Regions from separate parts of the Homo sapiens genome. Here region 2 is linked to region 1. The links are chromatin contacts, found by Hi-C or POLR2A ChIA-PET in ENCODE. All regions are on one chromosome and are shown on one strand. The core of a region is the stretch at or near the end of the contact, and the rest is flanking DNA. Distances in the headings are between cores, read along the strand shown.

Evidence for each region. Hi-C counts contacts between places; a loop is a spot of excess contacts on that map. ChIA-PET counts read pairs that join two places held with the same protein, here RNA polymerase II (POLR2A).
Region 2: a loop to region 1 is called in a map of OCI-LY7, with 2.2 times the contacts of the local background. The contact joins two enhancer-like sites. A Hi-C loop is called at or near these places in 7 of 168 maps with a recorded cell type or tissue (B cell, CD4-positive, alpha-beta T cell, CD8-positive, alpha-beta T cell and 4 more). POLR2A ChIA-PET finds 5 or more read pairs at or near these places in 6 of 52 experiments (B cell, OCI-LY7, T-cell and 3 more).

Annotation. Positions count from the first base shown.
Region 1 is chr1:107,802,751-107,806,483 of GRCh38, forward strand. All of the region lies in intron 2 of VAV3 (vav guanine nucleotide exchange factor 3), which reads right to left. Among named protein-coding and RNA genes, the nearest start is that of MIR7852, 93 kb to the right of the region's middle. Within about 2 kb of position 2,146, at least 3 of the 41 ENCODE cell types and tissues checked have a DNase peak (open chromatin) inside an H3K27ac peak, as active enhancers do; they include B cell and OCI-LY7, where a contact is called at or near this core.
Region 2 is chr1:107,842,688-107,846,420 of GRCh38, forward strand. All of the region lies in intron 2 of VAV3 (vav guanine nucleotide exchange factor 3), which reads right to left. Among named protein-coding and RNA genes, the nearest start is that of MIR7852, 53 kb to the right of the region's middle. Within about 2 kb of position 2,169, at least 8 of the 41 ENCODE cell types and tissues checked have a DNase peak (open chromatin) inside an H3K27ac peak, as active enhancers do; they include B cell and OCI-LY7, where a contact is called at or near this core.

The sequences.
Region 1 (3,733 bases), core at 896-3,395:
TGAGGACTTTTGTATCTGTGTTTATCAGTGATATTGGCCTGTAGTCTACTTTCTGTTGTGTGCTTGTCTGGTTTTGGTATTAGGGTGATGTTAGCTTTGTGGAATAAGTTTGAAAGTATTTCTTCCTCTTCAGTTTTTTTTTTTTTTGAAGAGTTAGAGTTGAATTGGTATCAGTTCTTTAAATGTTTGGTAGAATTTAGCAGTGAAGCCATCAGGTCCTGGGCTTTTCTTTAATGAGAGACTTTTTATTACGGCTTCAATCTTGTTGCTCCTTATTGGTTTGCTGAAGTTTTCTATTTCTTCGTGGCTTAATCTTGTCAGGTTGTATGTGTCCAGGCATTTATCTGTTTCTTCTAGTTTTCCCAATTTGTTGGCCTATACTTATAATAGTTTCTAATGATTCTTTTTATTTCTGTGGTCTCAGTTGTTATGTCGCCTTTCTTGTTTCTGATTGTATTCATTTGGGCCTTCTCTCTTTTTTGGTAGTCTATTTAAAGGTTTGTCAATATTGTTTATCTTTTCAGAAAACCAACTTTTCATTTTTAAGGCTGGGTTTAGTTTGTTCTTGCTTTTCTAGTTCCTTGAGGTGCATTAGTTCATTTGAAGTCTTTATATTTTTTGATGTAGGTATTTACTGCTATAAACTTCCCTCTCAGTACTGCTGTTGCTGTATCCCACAGATTTTGGTATGTCATATTTCCACTTTAATTTGTCTCATGAATTTTAAAAATTTCTTTCTTAATTTATTCATTGACCCTTTGGTCATTTAGGAGCATGTTGTTTAATTTCCATGTGTTTGTCTCATTTCAGAGAGGTTCTTCTTGTGATTGATTTCTAGTTTTATTTCATTGTGGTAAAAAAATACATGTGATATATTGCTCTTTTAAATTTGCTGAGACTTGTTTCCTGGCCTAAGATACGGTGCATTTTGGATGAACTTCCATATGCTAATGAAAATAATGTGTATTCTACAACAGCTGGGTGACACATTCTGTAAAAGTCATTTAGGTCTATTTGGTCTAGTGTAGTAGTTTAACTCTGCTGTTTCTTTGTTGATTTTTTTATCTAGATGATTAATCCATTATTGAGAGTGGAGTGTTAAAGTCCATGACTGTTACTTTATTGCAATCTATCTCTCCCTTCAGATTTACTAATGTTGCTTTTGTGTGCTTTAGTGTTGGATGCATATTTATAATTGTTATATTTTCCTGCTGAATTGACCCCTTATATTATTAATATAGTCACCTTCTCTATTAGGCAGAGTCTAAAGTCTTTGACTAATAATCTGTTTATCTAAGTATAATTATTCCCCCCATTTTTTGGTTTTTACTTGCATAGAATATATTTTTCTATCCCATTACTTTCAGCCTACATGTGTCTTCATAGGTGAGGTGGGTTTCTTCTAGGAAGCATATAGTTAGGTCTTGTTTCTTTATGTATTCATCCAGCCTATGTCTTTTAATTGGAGAACTGCATCTGTTTATACTCAGTGCTATTACTGATGGGTAAGGACTTACTGGTGTCATTTTGTTGCTTGTTTTCTGGTTGCTTTGTAACTCCGTTCTTCCTTTTTTACTGTCTTCCTTTGTGGTTAAGTGACTTCCTCTGGTAACATGTTTTAATTCATTGCTTTTTCTAATTTTAGCATATCTATTATAGGTTTTAACATGTAGGTTACCATGAGGCTTACAAAAAAATCTTGTAGACATAACAAGTCATTTTACAGAGATGACAACTTATCACAGATCACCCCAAAAAAGAAACAAGAGAGAACTTTAATCTTTATTTTAACTCCATTCTCTCCACATTTTTGTTTTCTCAATTTACACATTTTTGTATTGACTATCTCAACAGGTTTCTGTAGCTATTATTCTTTTTGATACTTTGTGCTTTAGGATTCATACTAAAGTTATGAGTGTATTGTACATCATAATTGCAGTATTAAAGTATTCTGGGGCTGTATCCGAACTTCAGTTTTACCAGTGGGTTTTATACTTTCAAATATTTTTGGTTTTTTTTGTTTGTTTGTTTTGCACATTAATCTTTTCTTTCAGAATGAAAAACTCTCTTTAGCATTTCTTGTAAGACAAGTCTGGTGGTGGTGAATTCTCTAAACTTTTGTCTGTCTGGCAAAGATTATCTCTCTTTCATATGTGAAGGATAGCGTTGTTGAAACAATACTCTTGGATGGCAGCAGGGGTGGGGTGGGGGTTGGGTTTTTTTTTTGATTCCCCTGGCAGCACTTTGAAAATGTATGTTTTCTGTTGAGAAGTCTGTTGCCAGACCAACTGGAGTTCCTTTATATGTTATTTGCTTCTTTTCTCTTTCTGCTTTTAAAATCCTTTCTTTGTCCTTGACCTTTGAGAGTTTATTATGCTTCTTGGTAAAGCCTTATTGGGGTTGAATCTGTTTGCTGTTTCTCTGACCTTTCTGTGCCTAAATTTACCTCTTTCTCAAGTTTTGAAAAGTTGTCTACTGTTTCTTTGAATAATCTTTCTACTCCTCGCTCTTCTTCAACTCCCTCTCAAACACCAATAATTCTTATATTTCATCTTCTGAGCTAATATTCTATATCTCATACGTGACCTGTCATTCCTTTCCATTCTTTCTTTTTTCTCCTCTGTGTAATTTCAAATAGCCCATCTTCAAGCTCACTGATCCTTTCCTCTGCCTGAGCAATTGTGCTGTTGAGTCTCTCTCTGATAAATTTTGCAGCTCAGCAAATGTATTTCTCAGTTCCAAATTTGTTTGATCTTTTAAAATCATTTCAATCTCTTTGTTAAATTTCTCTGGTAAATTTATGAATTGCTTTTCTGTGTTATCTTGGAGATGACTGAGTTTCCTTAAAATTGCTATTTTGAATTCTTGTTCAGAGAGCTCACATATTGCTGTTTCATTAGGTTTGGTCACTGGTTCCCTTCTTTGTCCATTTGGGGAGGTCATGGTTCCCTGTTTACTATTGTTTCTTGTGGATGCATCTCCGTGTCTTTATTCCAGTCTTCTCTGTCTGGCTTGTTTTGTTTTTTGTTGGGTATGTTTGCTTATAGATTCTTTGTAATTTACCTGTTACATTCTTTTTTCTTTGCTAGGTTGTGGCCTCCTTTCCAGCATTAGATGGAACCTTAAACCCAGGTTTTCCTTGGCTCAAGCAAACAATTAGTGTGCTACTAGTCCCAAATGAGGGAGGTCTCAAAAGGGATACTAGCAGTGTGGGGAGGCTGGCTCAGGGTTTGTGCCCAGGATATCTGTGGAATGTACCACCTATAGCATGGTACTGAAAAGCCACTGACTTGGCATCTCCTTTGGCCAAGTTACAAAGCAGAGTTTCCAGGGCTACAGATGGTAGCCCTGCCTCTGCCTTTTGTCTCCAGTTGTCCTCAGGGATATTTCTCCCTTCAGGCCCTTGTGCTGCTTCCTATGGGTTTAGGCAGGGCAGGTCTCCTGTGAGGGAACACAAGACAATGGGGAAGATGGCTGTCCACCTCAATCTCACTTTTTCCAGTGTTAGAAACCATGAGTTGTGGAACATTTTCCATGTGCTTGCTGCTGGGCTGACTGGGGGAAAAGGCATCACAGATATGGAAGTTATAGTCTACCATCTGCTTGGAGTGTCTTTACTTCTCTGTGGCCCCAGGAACTCACTCATCCTCATACTGAGTTCTGGGATATTGTTAGTCTTGCTGCTGTACATTTGATTTTGGTTTTCTGTGGGGGCCATTGAAGCCAGCTTGCT
Region 2 (3,733 bases), core at 919-3,418, 40 kb after region 1:
GTTTTCTGGTTATGCAGGGGGTGTCATTTTTACGCATTTTAATTTTTCTTCTTGTTCTCTATCATATGTAGGATATTTTGGGAGGGGGCACAGACTTAGGCAGATATCGTTATCTGTCTAGAAATTTCTCCCGATTTTTATAACCATAGCTAAGAAACAGTCTCTCCAATGAGAGAAATATTAACATAATATGGAAATTAATGATGGTTAATTTCATTAATATGGAAATATTAACATCAAGTGTTCATATTCCTATCATGAGGAACTTTATCTATGATGAGAGCAGAAGCAGACCTACTGAGAAAAAAGTAGAGAAAAAAGACAGACAGAGAGAATGCTATTTGAATTCCTGGTTCCACTTGTTCCTGAAGTCCACCTTTACTCCGCCCTTCCCAATAGTTTGGCTGTTCCAATTTATCGTGAAACCTATGAGTCAAATTCTCCACATTATGCTCAACCTAAGGCATAATGCTCCTGGGTGGGCATTATAACTGACAGCTCTGGAATCAGGCTACTTGGATTTAAATCCTGACTCTTAAACACACATCCTGAGTAAGTTTCCTATAAACCTTTGGTGCTTCAGTTTTTGTATATATAAAATAAGGATGATAAGAGTACCTACTAATAAAATTGTCATTAGAATTTGACTAGATATGTGAAGCCCTTAGCACAACACAAATATATATATATATATATATATATAGTTAATAAACATTAGTTATTATCAGTTCTAGTGGTAGCTCAAATTGGATTTCTATCACAACTCTAAATGTTCACTAATCATCTATAGACTTTTGTCTTAGAATTACACTGTTGAGATTAAAAATGTATGTGTGCGTGTGTGTGTGTGTATATATATATATTTATATATATATATATGAGGAAGGTGGTTCAATTCACTAGCCATCTGCTGAAGTATGAGCAGGCGTATTTAAACCTCCACATTACCGAGGAATATTCAGAAGGGGCTGGAACATAGAAAGCCAAACTTCATCCCACACTGTCTGCACCAAGTTTTTTCACCCTCTCCCCCCATGGGGTTATTCCAGACTGATAAAATCAGACACGGAAAAATGCATTTTTGGGGGAGTCTTTTGCCTGTTCAGTTGTGACAGATAATCCTAGGATAAAACGTACCCCTACAGAGCGGGGAGCTTTCCACTGTGGGGGTTCAAAGAAGATGATTCTTCCTGGAAAAGGGAGAAGAGAATGAACTTCATGACAAAGAAACAAAACTGGAAACTGAGAAGTATTCATGATGAAACTATCTTATATAAGACATAACTTTAACTAACCTATAAGAGACTTTAACTTTTAAAGTTTTCTTCCTGGATTCTGGGCAAGATGGCTGAATAGGAACAGTTCCAGTCTGCAGCAACCAGTGAAACCAATGCAGAAGGCGGGTGATTTCTGCATTTCTAACTGAGGTACCCAGCTCATTTCATTGGGGCTGCTTAGACAGTGGGTACAGCCCACCGAGGGCAAGCAGAAGCAGGGTGGGGCATTCCTCACCCAGGAAGTGCAAGAGGTCAGGGAACTCCCTCCCCTAGCCAAGGGAAGCCTTGAGGGACTGTGCCACGAGGGACGGTGCTATCCGGCCCAGATACTATGTTTTTCCCACTATCTTCGCAACCCAAAGAACAGGAGATTCCATCTGGTGCCTACACCACCAGGGCCCTGGGTTTCAAGCACAAAACTGGGTGGCCATTTGGGCAGACACTGAGTTAGCTGCAGAAGTTTTTTTTCCGTACCCCAGTGGTTCCTGGAACACCAGCGAGACGGAAACATTCACTCTCCTGGAAAGGGGGCTGAAGCCAGGAAGCCGAGTGGTCTTGCTCATCAGATCCCCTGCCCATGGAGCCCCATAAGCTAAGATCCACTGGCTTGAAATTCTCCTTGCCAGCACAGCAGTCTGAAGTCGACCTGGGATGCTCCAGCTTGGTGGGGGAGGGAGGCTTGAGTAGGCAGTTTTCCCCTCACAGTATAAACAAAGCCTCCAGGAAGTTCGGACTGGGTGGAGCCCACCACAGCTCAGCAAAGCCCCTGTAACCACACTTCCTCTCTAGATTCCTCCTGTCTGTGGAGGGCATCCTCTGAAAGAAAGGCAGCCCCCAAAGTCAGGGGCTTATAGATAAAACTCCCATCTCCCTGGGACAGAGCACCTGGGGGAAGGTGCAGCTGTGGACGCAGCTTCAGCAGACTTAAAGCTTCCTGCCTGCTGGCTCTGAAGAGAGTGGTAGATCTCTCAGCACAGCGTTTGAGCTCTGCTAAGGGACAGACTGCCTCCTCAAGTGGGTCCCTGACCCCTGTGCCTCCTGAGTGGGAGACACCTCCCAGCAGGGGTCGACAGACACCTCTTACTGGAGAGCTCCGGCTGGCATCTGGTGGGTGCCCCTCTGGGACGAAGCTTCCAGAGAAAGGAACAGGCAGCAATCTTTGCTCTTCTGCAGCATCCACTGGTGATACCCAGGCAAACAGAATCTGGAGTAGACCTCCAGCCAGACCTGCAGCAGAGAGGCCTGACTGTGAGAAAGAAAACTAACAAACAGAAAGGAATAGCGTCAACATCAACGAAAAGGACGTCCACACAAAAACCCCATTCAAAGATCACCAACATCAAAGATCAAAGGTAGATAAATCCACAAAGATGAGGAAAAACCAGCACAAAAAGGCTGAAAATACCAAAAACCAGAATGCCTCTCATCCTCCAAAGGATCACAACTCCTTGCCAGCAAGGGAACAAAACTGGAAAGAGAATGAGTTTGACGAATTGACAGAAGTAGGCTTCAGAAGGTGGGTAATAAAAAACTCCTGCGAACTAAAGAAGTATGTTATAACCAAATGCAAGGAAGCTAAGAAACTTTTAAAAAGTTAGAGGAATTGCTAACAAGAATAACCAGTTTTGAGAAGAACATAAACGACCTGATAAAGCTGAAAAACACAGCACGAGAACTTCATGAAGCATACACAAGTATCAACAGCCAAATAGATCAAACAGAAGAAAGGATATCAGAGATTGAAGATCAACTTAATGAAATAAAGCATGAACACAAGATTAGAGAAAAAAGAATGAAAAGGAACAAACAAAGACTCCAACAAATATGAAACTACGTGAAAAGACCAAACCTACATTTGATTGGTGTACCTGAAAGTGACAGGGAGAATGGAACCAAGTTCAAAACCACACTTCAGGATATTATCCAGGAGAACTTCCCCAAACTAGCAACACAGGCCAACATTCAAATTCAGGAAATACAGACAATACCACTAAGATACTCCACGAGAAGAGCAACCCCAAGACAAATAATTATCAGATCCCCAAGGCAGAAATGAAGGAAAAAATGTTAAGGGCAGTCAGAGAGAAAGGTCAGGTTACCCACAAAGGGAAGCCCATCAGACTAACAGTGGATCTCTCTGCAGAAACTCTAGAAACCAGAAGAGAGTGGGGGCCAATATTCAACATTCTTAAAGAAAAGAATTTTCAACCAGAATTTCATATCCAGCCAAACTAAGCTTCATAAGCAAAGGAGAAACAAAATCCTTTACAAACAAGCAAATGCTGAGAGATTTTATCACCACCAGGCCTGCCTTCCAAGAGCTCCTGAAGGAAGGACTAAATACGGAAAGGAAAAGCCAGTACCAGCCACTGCAAAAACATACCAAATTGTAAAGACCATCAACACTGTGAAGAAACTGCATAATGACAGGATCAAATTTACACATAACAATATTA